Regions from separate parts of the Homo sapiens genome. Here regions 2, 3 and 4 are each linked to region 1. A link is a loop called in an ENCODE intact Hi-C map of the cell type or tissue named here. Cell type or tissue: heart right ventricle. All regions are shown on one strand. Links, peaks and the distances in the headings refer to the core of each region. The heading gives the core; the rest is flanking DNA.

Evidence for each region. Hi-C counts contacts between places; a loop is a spot of excess contacts. Peaks named below come from ENCODE experiments on the same cell type or tissue, not always from the same donor. Only the 100,000 strongest peaks of a DNase experiment are listed, where the experiment ranks them.
Region 2: it touches region 1 in a loop (5-fold over the local background); 61 of 110 quality-filtered maps call a loop at or near these places.
Region 3: a loop joins it to region 1, with 2.3 times the contacts of the local background. A loop is called at or near these places in 13 of 110 quality-filtered maps.
Region 4: a loop joins it to region 1, with 4 times the contacts of the local background. A loop is called at or near these places in 11 of 110 quality-filtered maps.

What each region holds. Positions count from the first base shown.
Region 1 is chr1:202,462,251-202,467,899 of GRCh38, reverse strand. All of the region lies in intron 13 of PPP1R12B (protein phosphatase 1 regulatory subunit 12B), which reads right to left. Among named protein-coding and RNA genes, the nearest start is that of PPP1R12B, 120 kb to the right of the region's middle. In heart right ventricle, for the core only: CTCF peaks have their summits at 3,367 and 3,573 (motif pointing left); no DNase peak of the experiment used is centred there; H3K4me3 peaks cover 4,361 bases; H3K27ac peaks cover 4,537 bases.
Region 2 is chr1:202,716,555-202,722,203 of GRCh38, reverse strand. No RefSeq gene overlaps it. Among named protein-coding and RNA genes, the nearest start is that of SYT2, 8.9 kb to the right of the region's middle. In heart right ventricle, for the core only: a CTCF peak has its summit at 2,426 (motif pointing right); a DNase peak (open chromatin) is centred at 2,433.
Region 3 is chr1:202,598,146-202,603,794 of GRCh38, reverse strand. SYT2 (synaptotagmin 2) reads left to right here. Exons shown (of 9, transcript NM_177402.5): 4 at 677-796; 5 at 1,250-1,417; 6 at 1,738-1,905; 7 at 3,321-3,438; 8 at 4,444-4,577. Among named protein-coding and RNA genes, the nearest start is that of SYT2, 110 kb to the left of the region's middle. In heart right ventricle, for the core only: CTCF peaks have their summits at 3,260 and 3,467 (motif pointing right); a DNase peak (open chromatin) is centred at 3,484; H3K27ac peaks cover 440 bases.
Region 4 is chr1:202,622,390-202,628,038 of GRCh38, reverse strand. All of the region lies in intron 1 of SYT2 (synaptotagmin 2), which reads left to right. Among named protein-coding and RNA genes, the nearest start is that of SYT2, 85 kb to the left of the region's middle. RefSeq lists a silencer at 2,511-2,590 and an enhancer at 4,701-5,325. In heart right ventricle, for the core only: CTCF peaks have their summits at 2,220 and 2,432 (motif pointing right); DNase peaks (open chromatin) are centred at 788 and 2,438.

The DNA of each region.
Region 1 (5,649 bases), core at 574-5,573:
AAGTCAGGAAACAACAGGTGCTGGAGAGGATGTGGAGAAATAGGAACACTTTTACACTGTTGGTGGGACTGTAAACTAGTTCAGCCATTGTGGAAGTCGGTGTGGTGATTCCTCAGGGATCTAGAACTAGAAATACCATTTGACCCAGCCATCCCATTACTGGGTATATACCCAAAGGATTATAAATCATGCTGCTATAAAGACACATGCACACATATGTTTATTGAAGCACTATTCACAATAGCAAAGACTTGGAACCAACCCAAATGTCCAACAATGATAGACTGGATTAAGAAAATGTGGCGCATATACACCATGGAATACTATGCAGCCATAAAAAGGATGAGTTCATGTCCTTTGTAGGGACGTGGATGAAGCTGGAAATCATCATTCTCAGCAAACTATCACAAGGACAAAAAACCAAACACCGCATGTTCTCACTCATAGGTGGGAATTGAACAATGAGAACACATGGACACAGGAAGGGGAACATCACACACTGGGGCCTGTTGTGGGGTGGGGGGAGCGGGGAGGGATAGCATTAGGAGATATACCTAATGCTAAATGACGAATTAATGGGTGCAGCACACCAACATGGCACATGTATACATATGTAACTAACCTGTACGTTCTGCACATGTACCCTAAAACTTAAAGTATAATTAAAAAAAAAAAAAAAGAGAGAGACATCCTACAAAACAAGGGAGGACAGCATTGCTTGCAGGACCATTCTCAGATTTTAAGCAGGAGTCAGTGATTGGATGAGATTTGCATATAAGAAAGATCACTAATGCTGCACTGTAGATGGTGGAATGGTGGGTGGGGCAGGGGAGAGGAAGGCCCAGTTAGGAGGGCCTGAGTTAACAGAAAGAGAGGAGAAGATGGAATTGAAGGATTCTTAAGGAGAATGACAGACAAGACTTGGTGACAGACTAAATATGAGAAGTAAAGAATGAAAAGCCTTCTAGTTTGATTTCCAAGTTCTCAGTTGGGTGACATGTAAGACAATTAGCAGAGATTTCTAAAAAAAAAAGTGAGAACAAAGACTTTCTCTTGCCTTTTTAAGGCTAGAGGAAAGAAAGATTTGGTTTACCTGTTGGCTTATTCCCTCTTTCTAAAGAGGACTTGAGAATTCTTACAGAAATACATGCCTATAACAATACTTTAAATAGATAAATAAAGGAAATAAGAAATAAGGAGATAAAGTAACAGCCAGAAATGGCTATTGTTATGGAGTGCCTACATGAAGTTAGGCACTGTCCTAAGTAAGTCCTTTACATGTAGTACAATGAACTTCTGCAAAGAAGTTTGAGCTGGAGAGAGAGATCTGAGTGCTAGCTGCAGCAATCAGAATGGATGAGGTCAGCTAGGGAGAGTCCTAAGGAGAGAAAAGAAGGAAGCCTAAGGAACAATGCCTAAGGTGTTTACAGAAAAAAAAAAGGGCTAAAAAGAACACAAAGAAGGAGCAATCAGAAAAGGTAGAAGTGAGCCAGGAAAGAATAATATCAGAGAGGTTATGGTAGAATAAAAATTTAGGAAGGCAATAGTCAACATTATAAATTACTGCCAGGATTCAAGGTAAAAGATGAAGTGACTAAGGAATTTAGTAATTAGGAAGTTTACAGGGCCCTTTGCCAGAAAAAATTCACTGGATTGGGGGGTGGGGCAGAATTTCTATTTCAATATGTTGAACAATGAATAGAAGGCCAGGAAATGGATAAAGTGAAATTGGAAGACTGTTTCAAGACTAACAGTGAAGGGAAGAGTGAGACATGGTAACCCTAGAGAGCAGTGCAGGGTCAAAGGTGAATCCTATTACGACAGGAAAAATAAACAACTGTCAAGGACAAATAAAATCATTGTGCAGGTGTATTTTTGTAATAGATAGAGCTAAACTTGCAGTTTTGCTTCCCAATGTTTATGAATTTTGTATGCTAAGTGTTCTATTAAACACTGTCAGTTTCATTATAAAGAAATTTAGTTCTCAAAGGATTCTTGAGCTATTACTATATTTTATTTACACGTCAATGATTAATGAGCCATTTTCAGCACAAGTGCGCAAGGACTGTGAATCATACTCTAGTTCCCTTTATCAGGTTAGAAGACTAGATTTCCTTAGAAAAAATAAGTTTAAAAGCTAGGTCAGTATACTATCCAGTATTATTTAAGAGACTCTGAGGAAGAGGAAGAAAAATCACTGTTTAAAGAAGAATCAGAAACAAGCCTTCAGGTAATTGCTGTCAGCCAATTCCATTTTTAAAAATACTTCTTAAAATAGAAATATGCCTGCCCAAGGCTCTGGAACTCTCCCAAAGATAAGCTTCTTATATTCAGCAACCTCAGCCAACCCTGGACAGCCAGATGACCCATAAGACAACCTCTCATTTGGTTCTCAAATCAAAAATAAAAACAAAAAAACCCTATTTCCCATCTAGATTTCAGAGAGGCTAGCAAGTTTTCAATTTGCTTCACTTTCAGAAGTGATATTTCCCTATACAAAGACTCATTTCCTAGAAGTTCTACTTTCCCTTCAAATAAATATCAAGAGATTCTAACCATTGTGCTTATATTGCCAAGCTCATGGTATACAAATATCCAGTGAAGACTGACCCCTTGGACACATTTTCTTGGAGGTGTAGAAGAGCAAGCATGGGCCTCAAAGTCCAAAATACCTCGTTTTGAATTCTGGCTTTTCATTACAAATTCTGTGACTGTGGACAGATTCCTTAACCTAGCTGAGCCTCAATGCATTCTCTTACGTGAATTAAGAAAAGAATATTACTTATCTGACAAAGTTACAAAGATTAAATGCATCTAGCAGGGTACTTGGCTTATAGTAAGTTTTCAAAAACATTAATTCTCTTACAGCATTTAAACCTTTCATATACTTAAAGGCCAACTCAATCTCCTCTGGCTCCACGAAGCCCCTTCTGACTACTCCATCCTATACCATTCATCTTCTCTGAACTCTTAATATACCTACCTAAACACAATTTTGCTCTCAAGGACATATTATTCCTTAATATACACTCATGCCTTACTATGTGTACATTTGATGTCTTGGATCATGAGAGCACTTGGGCATGTCCCTTTTTTATCATACAGTTTTTAACACAATATTGAGCACACAACTAAGGCAGTCACTGATGACTTAGAATGCTATTATTTTATAATCTAATATTCCCTATAGATCTCCTAACTCCACCAATTAGCTGAGTAAGAAACTGAACAAGAGAAGTTAAATGGCTTGCCTGAGAAGGCATAAATTGTGGGCTTAGCTGGAGAGTAAACTAGGTATCCTCTCTTGCAATCCAGGGAGCTTTATACCTTGTACCTGTCGCTCTTGTGTGAAGAAGTGCCAGGGTGAAAGTGCACAAAGGGCCTTCATGTGCCAAAAAAAATCTGCATTCCCTATATTAAAACACTTAAATGGAATGGGATAGAAAGGCTCATCTGCGAACTCATCCAAACACAAAACGGTCTTTGCTAGCTTCACACTCAAGTAGATCAATAGACGTTCTTCTGCTGCCATCTTATGGGCATAGAAGATCACTACACATGGGCTTATTTTCATTTGAGAAATAATTTTATTCAATAAACATTTACCCATCATCTACTATGTATTAGGCTCTGTGAAGAAAACCCAATTAAAAGCACCCTAAAGAAGCTCAGAATGTAGTAATGAAAAGCAACAACATACCATTTAATTAATTAGTAAACCAATCCTAAGACAGTGTTACAAAAAAAGAACACTGAAGACAGAATACTAGTTTTAGCCTGGGGCTCAGGTGTAGCAGGGTAGTCAGTAGTGGGTTTTAATTTGCAGGAGTTCTTACAGTATGAATACAATTTTGTTAAGCAAAGAAGGTGAGAAAAAACTATTCTAGAAAGAAGGTCACGCATGGACAAAGGAAGAGGGTCATGAAAGTAAAATGTACAGGAAATAGGCCTAATCTTTCTACCTGAGTAAAGTGACGCAATTACCAGGAAGAAGAGTTGAGAGAAAGGGATAAGAAAAATAGAGAGAAAAGTATAGTCCTGGGTAGGCTGAATTCAGAGTTTGGTGAGTGCTCTCTCTACAGAACTAAAATGACTAACGATCAGCAGGATTTTCTATATTGCCTGATTCAGCATGTGTTTGTATTCTGTCCAGAAATTGGTCCTCTGAACAAGATCAACTAGGAAACTTCTCATCTTATACACATGGAAAAACATTAACTTCCATTAATATTCAATCTGATTGTAGAGTGTGTAGTAAGTAAATAACTTTTACCCATACCTGATTGAACTAGTCTCTTCATTTTATAATTTCAAAGGCCAACTCAAGTTGCAATCTGCCCCTTCACCTATGTAAATGAGCTTCTTTCTGTAATTGCCCTAAATATCCAACAATACTTTTTTCTGTTTTACTTATTTAAAACATATATAATATTTAAGGCAAACAAAAAAGATATAAAGAATAATAAACCATCACCTGTGTCTTACTATCCAACTTAAGAATAACAGTGCCAATTCCAGTTTCTTCTTTAAAAGAGAAGCATGTTTCTACTTCTTGAAACTCTTAATTGTCCTCTGCTACCCTAATCTTTTGGGTCTGATGTTTATAAGTCAGTGCACATGTTTAAATTCATTAGTAATGTGAAGAAACACTAGAGAAGTTCCAAACTGGTTATATCTTATTCTTACCACTTGCCTTCTCCCACTTCCCCAACCATACCACCAAATCAAAGTATGCAACCAAGCCAGTTTCCCAAAGAAACATGCATCTAGGACATTAAAGCTATCAAACAAAGAAATTTTACCTGCTGCTTCTGACATTCCAGGCCCAGCACTTGCTGATGTCTCAACTCAGCACACTGGAGTTAGCATCCAAACACAGAGTACTAACAAACTATGGCAGAGGCTTGTCTCAATTCCCCAGAACACCCAGATCAACTTCCTGTGCCTCTGATTTCCATAAAACCAGGAATGGCAAGGAACTCTATTGCCAGATCAAATCATTCCAGGTGAAAGCAGGTCAAGCTATCTCAGACACACCTTGCCACACACTTGTGCAGCAACTTTCCCAGAAGCCCAATTTTCAACAAACAGGTGGCCACTCCTCTGACTGTCCTTCTCTAAACACTGGAGCCCATTTTATGAGATTGTACCAGCAACTGTCCTTTTCTAACATGGGAAAATCAACTGATAAAAAACAAGGGAGGGTTGAATGAGGGCTGAAAATTTTGGTCCCTCCTACATGTCACCAATATTCACAGCTCTGAAAAATGAACCACTTTATCAGAAGGAGATTAACCGCAAAAACATGGCTGATAAGGGCTTTTAGTAGCAGGTGTTGGGTGACTGTCTTCACTCTGAAGTGGCTGGGAACTGGGATAGAACTATCAGAGGTTCTGCTACATAAGGAAATGGATTCTTGTCCTTTCTTCTAAATGCACGTGTCCTGAGGGGGAGGGGGAAACACTTTAAGCTTCCACTCCTGAACTGTTAAGTGGTGGGCTGAGAAACGCATGACAAATGCCCTTATCTCTGGAAAATGAAGTGAGATGGTGTTGGCAACAGCCGTGTTTAGCAACAGAAATACGGAAAAAAGAAAATAGACTCTTTTATTCAAGGCTCTAAATCTCATTGCTTTAACTCTTAGTAGAC
Region 2 (5,649 bases), core at 63-5,062, 250 kb before region 1:
GCAACTCTGGCTGCCACTTCAGCTTGGCCACCAGATAGCACCATTCGGTTTCCATAAGGGCCATGTATCCTCTTGCCATATTGATGGCTGGTCCTATTGGTCAGAAGGAGGGAAAAACATGACACTGAGTTTAGGTACTAATCTTCAGTTAAGATTATTAGGGGTTGTAAGTCGCCAGCCCTTAATAGCGGAGAAAACCTTTGGGTCTTTGCATACCTCCTCCTCTAAACTTTGGTCATGGGATAGGTTTATGTATAGATCAAAGGGAAAATGGGAAGAGTCGAGGTGCTCTTGGTATAGGCATTACAATTTAAGTGATGACCACAAGGAAAGGCGGCCCTGGACAGAGGGCCAAAGTGTGCTGATCGGAAACTTCACTGTTAATTCCTTACCCCAGAGCCACCTTCACTGGACAAGGGTGGAGGACAGAATTGGCATGTATTATTACTGAAGGCTTTTTATGAGTCCAGAATGATGAGGTCCTCAGGGAAGCGGACATAGGAAGGTATCATTATCTCCTTTGCTAGATGGCCTATAGACTGAGCACCGAGGAATCAGTTGTGGAGGAGGTGTGACTTAAACTGGGATATGGGCAGAAGTTGCATAAGGCTTGTGGCCAGTAGCTGAGCCAGACTCCAATCCCATGTCCTTTTAATACTATGACCTCTATCACATCTATGAGTTTAAAAGACAAAACACCGGGCGCGGTGGCTCATGCCTGTAATCCCAGCACTTTGGGAGGCTGAGGTGGGTGGATCACCTGAGGTCGGGAGTTCGAGACCAGCCTGACCAACATGGAGAAACCCCGTCTCTACTAAAAATACAAAATTAGCCGGGCGTGGTGGCACATGCCTGTAATCCCAGTTACTAGGGAGGCTGAGGCAGGAGAATCACTTGAACCTGGGAGGCAGAGGTTGCAGTGAGCCGAGATCGTGCCATTGCACTCCAGCCTGGGCAACAAGAGCAAAACTCTATCTCAAAAAAAAAAAAAAAAAAAAGACGCACCGGGCGCGGTGGCTCATGCCTGTAATCCCAGCACTTTGGGAAGCCGAGGCAGGCAGATCACAAGGTCAGGAGATCAAGACCATCCTGGCTAACACAGTGAAACCCCGTCTCTACTAAAAATACAAAAATTTAGCCGGGCGTGGTGACGGGTGCCTGTAGTCCCAGCTACTGGGGAGGCTGAGGCAGGAGAATGGCATGAACTTGGGAGGCAGAGCTTGCAGTGAGCCGAGATGGTGCCACTGCACTCCAGCGTGGGCGAGAGTGTGAGACTCCATCTCAAAAACAACAAAAACAAAAACAAAAACAAAACACTTCTATAGCACTAACTACCAGATATTGTTCTTATGGCTTTTTTTTTTTTAATTGAGACAGAGTCTCACTCTGTCGCCCCAGCTGGAATGCAGTGGCGAGATCTCTGCTTACTGTAACCTCCACCTCCTGGGTTCCAGCGATTCTTACGCCTCAGCCTCCCAAGTAGCTGGAATTACAGGCCTGTGCCTCCATGCTGGCTAATTTTTGTATTTTTAGTAGAGATGGGATTGCACCATGTTGGTCAGGCTGATCTTGAACTCCTGGCCAACTCCTGGCCTCAAGTGATCTGCCCCCTTCAGCCTCCAAAAGTGCTGGGATTACAGGCGTGAGCCACTGCGCCCAGTCTTATTAGGGCTTTACATATGTTATTTAATCCTTGTAACACATGAGGTAATATTTCCCTGTGGGTGAGGGTGGAAGGCTGGAATTTTGATGCAAAATTGTGCCCTCACTTGTAAGCTTAAAAAAAAGATCTGCCTCTATAGGATAACTTGTTAGCTTTAGAGTTCAAAATAAGGAGCATGCTCCATATCTGCCAGATCCTTGGATGTGGGGGCAACTCCAGCGTTCTTAAAAGGAAGGCTGGCCGGGCGCGGTGGCTCACGCCTGTAATCCCAGCACTTTGGGAGGCTGAGGCGGGCAGATCACGAGGTCAGGAGTTCGAGACCAGCCTGGCCAACATGTTGAAACTTCGTCTCTACTAAAAGTACAAAAATTAGCTAGGCATGATGCCATGCGCCTGTAGTCCCAGCTACTCGGGAGGCTGAGGCAGGAGAATGGCATGAACCCAGGAGGCAGAGGTTTCAGTGAGCCGAGATCGTACCACTGCTCTCCAGCCTGGGTAACAGAGCTAGACTCCATCTCAAAAAGGAAAAAAAAAAAAAGGAAGGCTGTGCCCAAGTCTACTGCTTTTTTGCTCAGGAAGACAAATTAGTAGCCCAGTCTGAACTAATGGCAATCACAGTTATCTTTCTTGCTTGTAATATCAATCCCCTAATATACTGAAACCATAGGGTGGGGCAGGTGGGATGGGATGTTGGAGAGGAAGTGGCTGTTTTCCAGGCCCTTCGGGACAAGCCAGGAGGAGCTTCTAATAAGCAACAGAAGAGGGCAGCAGAGGACCAGGATTGAGCTGCTTCCCCTCCTAGTTCCACGGGAGGGAAAGCGGTGGTGGAAAGACTTGAATACCTAAGGCCACTCTCCATTCCGTTTCTGGTCTGTGACCTGCCCTGAAGTTAGACATCAGGATCTAATCTTCTGCAATGTTTTGCCCCTCACAAAATTCTTCAGTTCATTGTGTATATCTAACCTGCTTGCTGTTTGGAAGATTAGGTTGGAGATTTAATGTTTTTTTTTTTTTTTTTTAGTTTTTACTCTTTTTTTCTGTTTTTTTAAAAATAGAGATAAGGTCTCACTATGTTGCCCAGGCTGGTCTTTAACTCTTGGGCTCAAGCTATCCTCTTGCCTCAGCCTCCAAAAGTCCTGGGATTACAGGTGTGAGCCACCATGCCCAGTCTAATTTTTATCTTTTTAGTGATGGAGTCTTGCTATTGCCCAGGCTGGACTGGGCTGTAGACCTAAGACTGAAGATCAGGCTTTGGATTCTCATTCTACCTGAGGTGGAGCCAATCCCTAAGCCAGTGATGATCCCAGTTATGTGCCTAGCATACTAACCACCTACTAGGCTTTGTAGATTTGTATAGAACGGGGACACTGCACTATACCCAAGGAGCTTGAAATTTAATATAGAAGGAAACTATGTAAAATAATGTTTCAAGTTTCTTGTTCCAGTGTGCGTGCACATTGTGATGGAGCTAGAGAAGAAAGAGCAAGGCTTAGGAAAGGTGAAAATTTGATTTGAGTTGACACTTGAAATAAGGTTATTGCCAAACTGGCCATGTGGCTTTGCCGAAGATGGAGCCTTGGCATGTTTAAAATAAGACTGGTTTACAAGGTCCCCAGGGGTACTCTGTCCTTATCTGCCCCTCCCCTCATAAGTTTGGTTTGACTGCAGCTCCCTAAAGCACCACCTAAGGTAAGTCAGGGGCATTGGCTGCAAATTGTTCCAGTAATGGTTCTCTGACTAGGGACAGGCTTTGGCTCAGTGGTTCCCTTGAATACTGAGGCAACTCTTTGTGTGAATGGAGAAGAACTAGGGAAGAGGTCCCAGGAGTCTGTGCTCTGTACCTTCAGTGACTTCTGTGTAGCCAGAACAAGATGTACATCTAGGGCAAGCTGAGGAAGAAGGCATTTCACATTAGCACACTTCATGGTGAGAAATAATAAAAGCTAACACAGCACTTAGTACGTTCCAGGCTCTGGATCCCTTGCATATATTAACTCATTTAATCTTCACAACATCCCAATGAGATTGATACTATCATGCCCATTTTACAGATGAGGAAATTGGGCTTCAGCGAGGTTAAGACTGAAGGCCATTCAGCTGGTACATAGACAGCCAGGATGCACCCAGACAGTCTGGCTCCTGAGGCTGAGCCCTATAAACAAGATGGAAGGCCGCTGAGTACTCTTGAGCCGCCTCTCAGATGTGTGGTTCCACAAAGCAGTAAACCATTCCTAACGACTCCCCAACATAGCTGCTGATGGATGCCCTTAAAGGCTGTGGTTTTTCTCCCACCGGTAGTTGAGTGAGGCTTATATAAGCCTTCTTTTAGAGAACTGAGTGAACATTCTTTTTTTCCTAAACTGGTTTGGGTAATTCACTGAAGTCACAAATGCATTTCAGCTGCCTCTTTAAGGCTACGGTACCTGCTGCCCCAGAGGGCAGACACTCAGGTCTGTAGGCAGGGACCCTGCCCTCAGGGGCCTGCTGGGGTGTGGATGGCAGCTCTACCATGGTACTCAGCTCTCAACTCCTCCACCCACCATCAGCAAAGCCACCTCAGTTGGGACTGAGGCTAGGTATATTGCATTCCTGGCAACCAAAGCAAATCCATACAAGAAGACCTTAGTGATGGGGAACTGCATAAGCAAATGTGTGGAAACTCTTAAGGTGCCTGGCCTGACTAGGGAAAGGAAACCACGGCATTAGGCTGGTTGGACCCAAGGTAAGTTGCCCTTGGGATAGCAGAACGTTTTCGGGCAGAAGCTCCTAGACAGTGCTCCAAAACCCAGAAAAAAGACCCAACAATGCCGGGCACAGTGGCTCACGCCTGTAATCCCAGTACTTTGGGAGGATGAGGCAGGTGGATCACCTGAGGTCAGGAGTTCGAGACCAGCATGACCAACATGGTGAAACCCTGTCTTTACTGAAAATACAAAAATTAGCCAGGCATGGTGGTGGGCGCCTGTAATCCCAGCTACTTGGGAGGCTGAGGCAGGAGAATTGCTTGAACCCAGGAGGAGGAGGTTGCAGTGAGCCAAGATCGCACTACTGCACTCCAGCCTAGGCAATAGAGCAAGACTCCATCTCAAAAATAAATAATTAAAAAGACCAATAAACATGTTTTGCTTGTAGGTCTTAGCATGTGTGCACATGTGCGTGCACACACGAACACACACACAGCTATCTTGAGTCTAGAAATGAGACCATGTGCAATCAATGTTCTGTGGCCAGGGGTTAGGGTGGTAGGAACAGGATCTAACAAAGGGTGTTCAATCCTCCTTTTTGAACTTTTCTCCAGCCAGGCCCTAGACAGTATGAGGAGGTAGGCAGCTATCCCATGGCTTCTAGACTCACTGGGCTTCCTTGGGAAAGTCACTCAACCTCTCTGGAGCAAACAATGTAGAGAATCATCATTAGGCTTGCTGGTCTTCTGGAGCCAGAAATAATAACAGTTACTGTAATACTCAATACGCACTGAGCACTGACTGAGCATCAGGTACTGTCCTAGATATCAGATAACCTAAGCTGACTCTCACCATGCTGCTATGAAATGAAGTCACTAACTCATGGCCTCTGAGAGGTGAGCCGAGATTGGAACTCAGGAAGTCTGTCTCCAGAATCCAAAGTGGTGAGCACGGCAGTATGTAGTATGCAGCCTCCTTTCAGAAGTCAGCAAAGGAAGGGAACTTACAGGCCCTCTAACCCAACTCCAGCTGTGAGTGGTTTTTCTAAAAGCATAAAATGGATTATGCTTAGATTCCTTCAATGGTTTCCATTACCTTCTGAAGAAAATCCAAACAGTTGGTCTACAGAATCTGTCATGAGCTTGCCTTTGCCTCTGATCTTTCCCTCCTCCCCAAACCTACCCTATACTCTAGCTCCACTGAGCTATTTACATTTCCCTAAGCCACATAATAGAAGCTACCTATTTTGTTAAGGCCCTGCTTGCTGTTTAGAACCATTATACTATTTAATTTTCACAACAA
Region 3 (5,649 bases), core at 362-5,361, 140 kb before region 1:
CTTTGAGTGCATGTGTGTGTGTATATGTCCTTGCACATGCAGGTATGTGTATGTATGTGGGCCCAAAAGGAACCTGCAGTGTGTGTGAGTGTGAGAGTGTGTTGGGAGGGGTTCCAGGATGACTTGGGTGTAGCCCTTCCTGGTCTTGAGGAGTGGCTGTGGTGACTTCAGGGGCTGGTTTGAGCTGCAGGATTTTCTCTTACATCACTTTCTTCTTTCTCTCTCCACCTCTGTGGGCTCACTCTGCTCCTGTCTGCCTGGACCGTACTTCTGGTATGTCTTGCCCAGGATGCGTGGGGCCTGAGCTGGGGAAAGTGTTTGGGAGAGGGCTTACAAGGGAAGTAAATCCTACCCCCACACCAGCCCCTAGAAGCTATGGAGCAGTTGGCACAGGGCCTGGTCCCATAGCACAGTGTGTCTCAGAGGCAGGAGAGTGGTGCCCAAACCAGAGCCATGTCTCAAACACAGGGTTGGGGGTAGAGGAGCCACCTAGGGGTTCTGATGGGCCGTGAAGGAGGGTCCCATGGCAGGGCCACGTTCCCTCTTGTGTTCCCACCACACACAGCTCTGAGTCAGGGTCTACCACAGAGGGGCTGGTTTCCCGTCATCCTGTGCTAAGCCAGACTTCTCGGTCCTCCCCTTTTAACTTGTTCCCTCTCTCCCCCAGCTCCCACAGGATGACGACGACGCAGAGACAGGCCTGACTGAGGGGGAAGGTGAAGGGGAGGAGGAGAAAGAGCCAGAGAACCTGGGCAAACTGCAGTTTTCCCTGGACTATGATTTTCAGGCTAATCAGGTATGCAGGGCTGTGGGGGGGCAGAGTGGGGGAATGGGGAGAGGCCTGGGAGTTGGGTGGAAGGGGGATAGAAACAGCTCCCTCAGAGATGTGTGGGCACTACTCCTTTCCATAGAATGAGGCAGGCTGGAAACTGCAGGGCCTATAGCTCTGGACATTGATGCTGGCTTGGCCACTAGCCTGCTTTGGGGAAGGTTCCAAGTTGATTATGCTATTAACCTCCCCACCAACCTTGGGCAAGGCAATTTCCCTTTCTCAGGTTTCCTAAATGCCATTCCAAATTCCTTGGGATGGAAATGGAGACCAATCTTCCTCTCTAGCACCAGCCTCCCGCCATTTCCCTGCCCCAACTGCCTCCTCTGGGACGGAATTGGTGGGTGCTGGGTCTGGGGCCAGTTGTGGTATTGGAGCAGTCCTGAGACTCAGGCCCCTTCTCCCCATCTCTCTCCACAGCTTACTGTGGGCGTTCTGCAGGCTGCTGAACTGCCTGCCCTGGACATGGGAGGCACCTCAGACCCTTATGTCAAGGTCTTCCTCCTTCCTGACAAGAAGAAGAAATATGAGACCAAAGTCCATCGGAAGACACTGAACCCTGCCTTCAATGAAACCTTCACCTTCAAGGTGCTGAGGGCTGGAAGGGTGACTCCAGCTCCCTGCCTGATCCCAATTCTCTGCTGAGTTCTACAGACCTTTCCTTGGTCCTTAGCCATGGCTCAGCCTGGAACAATGGCAGCCTTGACTGCAGGGCTACCCCGGCCTCTATGGAGGATCGGGATCCCTCCCACCCCACCCTCACACTCTGCTCCCCAAAAGCCTTGGTCTTTGTCTGTCTCGGCACACTAACCTGGACCCTGTGGGCTGGAATGCAGGCCCCTGCCCATAGCACCCCTGGAGGTGCGTGAGTCGCTCTGGCCCCCTCTGATTCTGCTTGTGCCCTGCAGGTGCCATACCAGGAGCTTGGGGGCAAAACTCTGGTGATGGCCATCTATGACTTTGACCGCTTCTCCAAACATGACATCATTGGAGAGGTAAAGGTGCCTATGAACACAGTGGACCTCGGCCAGCCCATTGAGGAGTGGAGAGACCTGCAAGGCGGGGAAAAGGAGGAGGTAAGAGCAGAGATGAGGCCAGGTTGGGCAGAAAGACGAATGTACAGGTGGGCTTCCACCTCTTGGCATGATGGAAACAGGGTGGGCTTTGGAGGCAGACGACCTGTGTTAGGATCCCAGCTCCACACTGCCTGGCTGTGTGACCCTGGGCAAGTTGCTTACACTCTCTGGACTCGGGTTCCCTCCTTTAGTCTTTTTTTACAGATGAGGATTCATTACCTGCATAAAGCGCCTAGCGCAGCGACTGGTATTTGGTAGGTACTCAAATAAATAAAAACACCATTATTATTGTTACTCCTAAGCTTCTGCTATTACCTAAGGCCAGTGATTCACGCCTCTGTGCCTCAGTTCACCCACAAGAAAAGCTCATGTTTGTTCTAAAGGATACTCAGCAAAGGGACTTGTCCTCCCAGAACTGCTACAGCATCCATTCACTCACTAAATATTTGCTGAGCAATTGCTGTGTACCTAAAACTCCATTTTAGCCATTCTTCCTTCTGGGCATCAATCATTTGTCTTGGCCAGGGCCCTGCTACCTGGCACACTCTAGGCAGTGATGGAGGGCTGAGTAGAGAAGCTTAAGACATCCTTTTTTCCCTTTTGTCCCCTGTGCCTGGGAGGAAGGCCAGCACACCTGAACCAGGACCTGTGTGATGTCGTCAGTCTTGCCCTGGGTGGCTTTGACTTTGAGCAGCTTTGACTCTGCAGTGTGGTGTTGGCCTTAGGAATTAGGAGCCCTGGGTCCTCAGCCTGCCTACAGTGCTAAATTGTTGTGTGACTTTGAGCAAACCATGGCCTCTGGGAACCTCAGTTTCTCATTGGTTACAAAGAATTCTTGTCTTGTTTACATCAAAGAGTTGCAGTGATAGTAACAAAAGGGATGCAAATTGCTCCGAAAACCACAAATCATACTACAAGTGGAATGGTCCACAAGGAGAGATCTTGGTGGGTGGGACTGTTAAGGGAAAGAAGGCTTCTGAGACATTCAGTCCCCCAGGGCCCTTGGTGGTGGACACGTGGCTAACCCACCCGCTTCTCGCACACCTTCCCACCTTACCAGGGCCTGGGGTGGGAGCCCAAACATACTCCCAACCTCCCAGATCCCAGATCCACCCAGGGATCCCTCCCTCAGTCCTGCCACCGCAGCTGTCCTCTACCCCCCTCATCTGTCAGCATCCTCAGCCCACGGCTCCTGAGGTCCCAACCTGTCACTTTCAGGGACTTTGTTGCACTGCATCAGGGGGACCCAAGGTCAGATGCTGGAAGACCTTCTCGGCCATCACATATATGGGGACTGGTGATGAGGGAGGCAGGGACACATCACTGCCTTGCTAATTTTGGCAAGAAAGAGGTCAGCCATGAGAGAGGCACTAGGATGGGTGAGATGACCCAAGTCCTGCTCTTCCCCTGGACAGCCGGAGAAGCTGGGCGACATCTGCACCTCCCTGCGCTATGTGCCCACGGCCGGGAAGCTCACTGTCTGCATCCTGGAGGCTAAGAACCTCAAGAAGATGGACGTGGGCGGCCTTTCAGGTACGTGGAGAGCTTCTGGCTGCCATTGGGTGGCACCAGCGAGCCAGTCAGCACCAAGTCCCAGAGTTTGCACACTCCAGTGAAGAGGAACACTTTGCTGCCCTGGGACTGAGATGTCTCCTCGAGGAGCGGGGGAGCCTTAGCTTCCCAGGCCCTCCTTTTCTCCAAGGGCCCCTTGTCCCCATCAGAGCTGCCTTCCCAGCGCTCTCTGGCCATGCACTGTGGGCTACAGAGAAAAGGATCAGAGAAATTTCATCCCCAGATAAGTTTGTGACTTAGGATTTTACTTCTCCCAGGGAAATGAGCAGGGCTTAGCCCAAAGCATGACACCACAATCGAGACATGTTTCCAGAAGAGGCTGTAGGCTCTGCTGGCTCTGCCCTGGAAAGGGGAGGGTGAGGCAAGGGAGTGGAAGATGCTCTGAATATCACATTTACCTGGCAGTGAATGGGGCTGGCCCATGGCACAGGGCTCTAGTGGATGAAGCCTGCTGCCTCAGCTGCCTTCCCAGAGAATCAGCCCTGGGCATGGGCTCCAACCAGCGCGTTTCAGTGCCAGCCTGGCTCTGTCACTGACCCGCTGTGTGACCTCGGGCAGGTCATTTCCGTTCTTTGGCCTCAGTTTCTTGTCTGCAAGATTAGGGGGATCGGATTGGGATTATGACCCAGCAGATGTGTGTCCTGACTTCAGCACTCCCCACCCACTCCCCAGTACAGGATCACAGATGAATCCCCAGACTCTTTCTCACAAGGCCTTACTTAGACTCAGAAATGCCCTCCACCCAATGCTTCAGGAAGCCACAACCAACTGGTCACAGTTGGTCCTGGAGGTGAAGCCTTTTGCCACCTTTGAACTGGATGGCATGACTTGGGGCTTTCTGAGGGCCTGGTCTCAGCGGAGTGAAGACCCCCTCTTGACCGATGCTCTGGGCAGGCCTTGGTACATTCGGCAGGAAGGCTGGGGGCTAAGGGGAACCTCTCTGGGGTTGGGATTCTCCCTCCGCAGACCCGTACGTGAAGATCCACCTGATGCAGAATGGCAAGAGGCTCAAGAAGAAGAAGACAACCGTGAAGAAGAAGACCCTGAACCCATACTTCAACGAGTCCTTCAGCTTTGAGATCCCCTTCGAGCAGATTCAGGTGCTGGAGCCCTGGGTTCCTAGGCATGGAGCAGGGTTTGGGGAGGCAAACATGTATGGGGAGGTTGAAGAGAGGGAACTCACCTAGAGACCATGGAACAGCCTTTCTTGGTAGGGGAAGGCTCGAGGTCTAATGGTGCCTGGGTGGGGCCTCCTTCCCAAGTGCTTCAGGGATCCCCCTTTTCTGAGGAGATAAACATGAACTAATTCAAAAAATTCTGCAAATCATTCGTTTAGGACTTGAAGGACCATGGTCATGCACACAGATGTATGGGGGTATAGCAAAGGTGCCAGAGGGGTTGGGAGCTGGCTGAGAGGGTGGGAGTGGCCGCTGCCACCTCCATCCTCTCCAGCCACATCCTGTCTTGGCCATCCCTGCCCCACTTCCACTGCTCTCTAGGTCTTTCCCATCTACTCCTCTGATCTGCTTCCTCTCCTCTCTCCCTCCACCCTTCCAGCCTTCTCTATTTTTCCTTCCTTCTCACCAGCAAGTTCTGTAAATGTTGGAGATGAGGTCTGGTTTTCACCATTTCCAGGTATGAGTGGGATCTGGACGTGGTAGGACAAGAGACCCACCCACCCACCCATTTGGGCGGGAAGTCAGGCGCAGCTGGGGGCTTGCAGAGTGGTCGGTTATCATGGAGTCTTGGTCTCTCCTTCTTTGTAGTGAGCTGATCCCACCCCCTCTCCTCCCCGCAGGAGGGCTGGGGGCAAGGGTACAAGAGAATCTTCAGAGTTGGTTCTGTCATCTATGGAGATGTGTATGATGTTATTGATGGAATACTTCAAGGGAACACTGGGCAGCTCAGTGATAATGTTAATCCAAGAGAAGTCCTCATTACAGAGAATTTTAGATCTAGAGCATCCTGACCCAGGCATCTCAAATTCAACATGCCTAAAACCAATGTAATGTTCTTCTTCCTACCTCTTCCCAGCCAAGCCTGTTTCATCTGAATTCTGTTTTCAATGAATGACCCCACAGTCCATCATTTACCCAGTGGCCCAAGTCAGAAACCTGGGCGTCACCTTAGACTGACTATTTCCTTTTTCCTTTCTCATTTATCCAACATACT
Region 4 (5,649 bases), core at 465-5,464, 160 kb before region 1:
GTGTGCTTGAGGAGCTCCCTGGGGCTCTTTGTTGGGAAGGAAAGAGCCCTGGGCTGGGTGCTGGGAAGTCAGGGTTCAAGTGCACTGGGAGGCCCTGGGCAAGCTGATCTCAGAGCCTTAGTTGTCTCCTCTGTCAAGGGGCAGAACCACATCTGCTGCACCTCCCAAAGGCCTGAGCTCTGTCGTCTCCCTGTGAGCTGCTTCAGGATGGGGTTGGGTTTTATTCATCTTGTATTCCCAGCACTTAGCATGGAGCCTGACATAGGATTTGGAGGAAACGAAAGTGAAGATCAGATGAAAGAGTGGATTTTTAAGCAATTAAACATGCTAGGGGTTATTTTCAAGTTTGGGTAAGGCAGACAACTCCTGGTCAAACCCTCATTAACCAGGGAAGTGGTCTTCATGCCCTTCCTTTGCGCATTACTCTCCAGAGAACCTGAGCTGCACTGGATCTCCTTTCCCCATGGGGAGCCATGGGCCTGCCTACCTATAGTGGAGCACTGCAAGGCAGTGCGCCTGCCCGTCCACACCCCACCCATGACCACTCAGGCCCTGGGTGTCACGGTCTGACCTAGACAGGGTGCCTCTTTTGGCTTTGGGGTTTCTCTTCTCTCCTTTAGCAGGGAGCTTGATGGGACGGAGGTTGCCAGAGTTGGGGGGCAGTTCCTGGTGAGATCCCCCACCTCCTCCATTTCCTGCTATCAGGCTCAGCAATCAGGCTGCTCCTCTGGGAGCTGGCAGGAAATGCAGTCGTAAACAAGGCACGTTCCCACCTCACAGCCCTAGTGGTCCCCTGGGAGCTGAGCTGCTTATACAAGTACCTTTGACACCAGGAAGAAGTGACGCAGTCTCTGCAAGAGGAACACACAGAGCCAGGGAAGAGAATTCTGGGCCTTAGGCTCCCCAGCCGCACAACCTCTGCAGCAACCCTTGCCCTCCTGGACAGAGCCTGGACTGGCTCAGAGTCCCTGACTTGGCGAGCACTGCACCCCTCGTTGTGGGTAACACAAGGTCTGTCCTTGAGTTCGTGGTCAGCATGGACTCAGCCTAGCCCCGCTGAGAGGAGAACTGAGGAAAGGAAATGAGTATTTAGGGTCCACTTTGTGCCAGCACATGTGGCCTCTTCAATCCTCATAACATCCCTGTGAGACAGGCACCTGATCCTCGGTTTGTAGCTAAGAAATGATCCCAGGGAAATGAACTCATCTCCCAGGGCTGCAGAGCTGCTAAGTGTCAGGTTGGAAAGCAGCCCTGGCTGTTCTAAAGCCCACGTTCTCTCATGACCCCACCACCCTTTCTGCCGCTTGCCTTCAGAGGTAGAACTCTCCAAGCATCTCGGAAGGCTGGGTTCTAAAAGCTGAGAGGCTATCTAGGCTGCATGCGGTGGCTCAGGCCTGTAATCTCAGGACTTTGGGAGGCTGAGGCAGGTGAATTGCTTGAGCCCAGGAGTTTGAGACCATCCTGGGCAACATAGTGAGACCCCTTCTCTACAAAAAAGAGCCGGGCATGGTGGTACGCCTGTAGTCCCAGCTACTCGTGGGGGTCGAGGCTGCAGTGAGCTGTGATTGTGCCACTGCTCTCCAGCCTGGGTGACAGAGTGAGACCCTGTCTCAAAAAAAAAAAAAAAAAAAAAAAAAAAAGCTGAGAGGCTGTCTTGGGAGATGCAAAGCCACTTTCCAAAGGATGGAAAGAAGTGAAGAGAAACCAGGTCTCTTGATGCCTCTTTCAGGTCCCAGCCCTCTTGCCACCTTTGGAGACAGAGGGTCTGGCAAGAGATGCCACTGCAGAGGGAGGGTGGGGGCTGGTGACCCTGTGGTCTCTTCCAACCCCGAGGCTGTAAGGTGACCCGCATCGTAGTCCACCCCCTCCCATTACCCACGTACAGGGCCTGTAGCTATCACCCCAGCTTCCTGGACAAGTGGTGTGGCCCGAGACCCCCAGCGTTCCCTTCCCTGGAGCTTCTCACATTTCTACATATGGCAGTGTAATGCACCTGCACACAATGTTTGCATATGTGTTCACAGTGCTGGTTCATGCATGTTTATACATTCATACATGGTGTTCATACACATGGCGTTCACGTGCACACACATACACATACACAGCCTTTCTGGCATTCTCTGCTATGTTCTTGCACTGGCTGCTGTCACCCATTTCAGCTGGGCCTGAGAGATGGAGACAGGACCCCCTCCCCGGTGCTGCCGGCTAGCAGATGCCACAGTGCTGATGTTCTGCTCCATTACTGAGTTAATGGAGCCTCCTTCTGCCTCCGGCCTCCCACCGGTTGCCCACCTCCTCCTTTCCAGGGTGTGAGCGTTGACTGGGGGCCTGGGAGGGAGCCTGGCGGGGGTGCGGCTGTGTGCGGAGGGCGTGGGCCTGGCTTGGGTGGAGATGGGGCTGGAGGCAGGCGGCAGCCTCCTGGACGGACAGCAGGGGGCACCGCTAGGTCTCCTCAACGGGCCGCAGGGAAGAAGTGGGCTGGGGAGGAGGCCGCGGTCTCTCCAGCTACTCTCCTGCAGCTTGAACGGGGGCACCTGCCACCCAGCCCGGGCTCCTGCCCCTGCCCCCTTCCCCCTCCCCGCACACTGGCAACACCCCCTCCCCTTACACTCCCAGTCCACGCCACACACACACCCTACTACACACCACACACACTACACACACACACCACACACCACAAACATCACACACACACCCTACTACATGCCACACACACCACACACACACCACACAGACACAGCACACACCACAAACATCACACACACACCCTACTACATGCCACACACACCACACACACACCACACAGACACAGCACACACCACAAACATCACACACACACCCTACTACATGCCACACACACGACACACACACCACACAGACACACCACACACCCTATTACACGCCACACACACGACACACATACCACACACACCACACACATACCACACACAAACCACACACACACCCTACTACACACCACACACCCTACTAGACACCACACACACCACACACACAACCTACTACATGCCACACCACAAAGACACACACCACACTACACACACCACACATGCCACACACAGACACCACACACACTACACAAACACACCACACAGACACACACCACACACCCTACTACACGCCACATACCACACAGGCACACATCACACACACACCACACACCCTACTACACACCACACACACCCTACTACAGACCAGACACCACACACACACACCATGCTACATGCCATACACACCACACACACACCACACACCACACACACACCACACACCCTACTACATGCCACACACACCCTACTACATACCACACACACACCCTACTACACGCAACACACACTACTAAACACCACACACACACTACTACACACCAGACACTGTGCTACATGCCATACACACACTCTATGACACCACACACACCACACAGATACCACACACATCACACACCACACACACTACTAAACACCACACACACCACACACATCCACACTCTACTACACACCACACAGACACACACCATACACACCTTACTATACACCACACACACCTCACTACACACAACAGACCACAACACATACACGTATTACACACACATCCCACACAAACTCACTATACCCCCATACCACACATACGTACACACCACACATATGCCACTACCCACTACCCACATACCCCCTGACACCCCACTAGAGCCTCCACCCCTAACCCACACCACCCCCTACATCACACACACACCATATATACACACCCCACTGTCCCCCACACCCTAGCGCCCACATCACACACACTACACATACAGCACACACATCCTACACATACATACCACCACATATACCCCTACCCACCACATACATGCACACGCCACATATGCACACTCACATCACACACACACCACCACACTCACGCACTCCTATTAAAAGGCTTTTGCTTTCGTGCCAAACCTCTAAACCCATCCCTTAGAGGGGCGGTGATCGGCAGAGCTAGTGTGTTCAAACCTTGTAACATTTAGTCAGAAAGAAAATGCATCAATTTGTAACAGTTTGTAGCTGAAATTGAAGATGTGCATCTGGCATGAAAGATATCGGGACTGTGCTGGAAGGTGCTGTGTGCCTCACATGAGGCAGAGCTGCTCACACTGTGGCTGGAGGATCCATTGATTGTGTGGGTTAATCACTGCTAAGCCACAGAGAGCTCCCCTTTCCCCTGGTGAGCGCTCCCCCAGCTGGCAGTTGCCCACGCACTCTGCAGAAAGCAGTGCCTCTCTTGGGAGCACGACCAGGGCAGACCCCCACAGTCCTACCCGTCCTCCCTCACACTCAGAGCATGCGCACAACAGACCTCCTGGGGCCCACGGGTGCACCCCCCCTACACACTTTCCGTATCCTACACCAGGCAGCCCAGGGCCCGCTGGTCCCCAAGCCTCCATCTGTCCCCACTCAATCACTCATTCCGGGTCGCCCACCCTTCCCGGCCTGCTCCCAAGCATCTTGACACCCAACCAATGGAAGACCCTCTCCTCCGCCCCAGGACAGCTGCCTGTGGGTTTGGGAGATGTTGTGGGGTGCTGGGGAGTGGGGAACCCTGGAGGCCCAAGATTCTGAGTCTCTGGAGAAGGAGGTGGGAAGGCAGCCTGTCTGGGGGCCAGAGGCAGCCCCCTGGGCTGGGAGCAGCTGGGGGCCCCAGCAGGCAGCTCAGGGCTGGCCAGGCGGCTGGACTGTGACTCAGCAGCTTCTCCGTCTTGGCTAGAGTGCGCCGTGCTGCAGTATTAACTCCCTCTCCAGGGAGCCTGGACTCCAGCTCCTCTCCCATGGGGATGGCGGGCTTCTCTGTCCTGTTTCAAGTTGTGATCCTGGCTGGGGTGGCAGAGCGGAGGGTGTGCTGAGGGGCTTGCCTGGCGGGGGCATCCCTCTGCCCCCTCACCACTGCTACTATCCCTGCACCCTACAAGAGTTAGCCAAGGATCAAATGGAGCCAGGGCTTGGTGGGGTGGCCTGAGGGGCGACAAAGGCCTGGAATCCAGGAGTTGACAACTCAGGCAGGGCTGCCACCATTTAGCGGTGTTGTTTGTGTGATGGAGGTAAGCCACCTCCCTTTGGGGCCTCAGTTTCTTTGTTTTCGAAAAGAGGCTGTGGACTGCGTTGTCTGTAAGAGTCCCTCAGCCCTCACAGGCTGGGTTTTATTAATATTTGCCTGTGATTTAAGGGTATCCATGCCTGGGGTCTAGGTTCAGAGAGAAATAAATAATCCGAGGCAGGTGTGAGGTGCTGCAGGTTTACAGAGCCTCACTCAGGAAACTTCACCTTTGATCATGGAAGCTGTCCTTAAGGCAGGCAGGGCAGGGATGCTTAACCCCCACACACAGCTGCACAAGCGCAGGGAGGCTAACAGGCCAGCCCAAGATTGGTGCAGGAAGGGCTCAATCCTCAGCCATTGGATTCTGAGGCGCCCATCAGGTGGCCTGGAATTGCTGATCTCAGCGAGATCAAGAGAAGGAAAATGAGTGTTGCTGCAGCAGGAGAGATTGAAGTTAGACACTAGAAGGACGTTCCAACTCTCAGGAACCTGGGAGTTGTTAGCTTCCCCAGGGCCAGTCAAGAACAGACTCTGCTTCTACGTGTGCGGAATGACAACCTC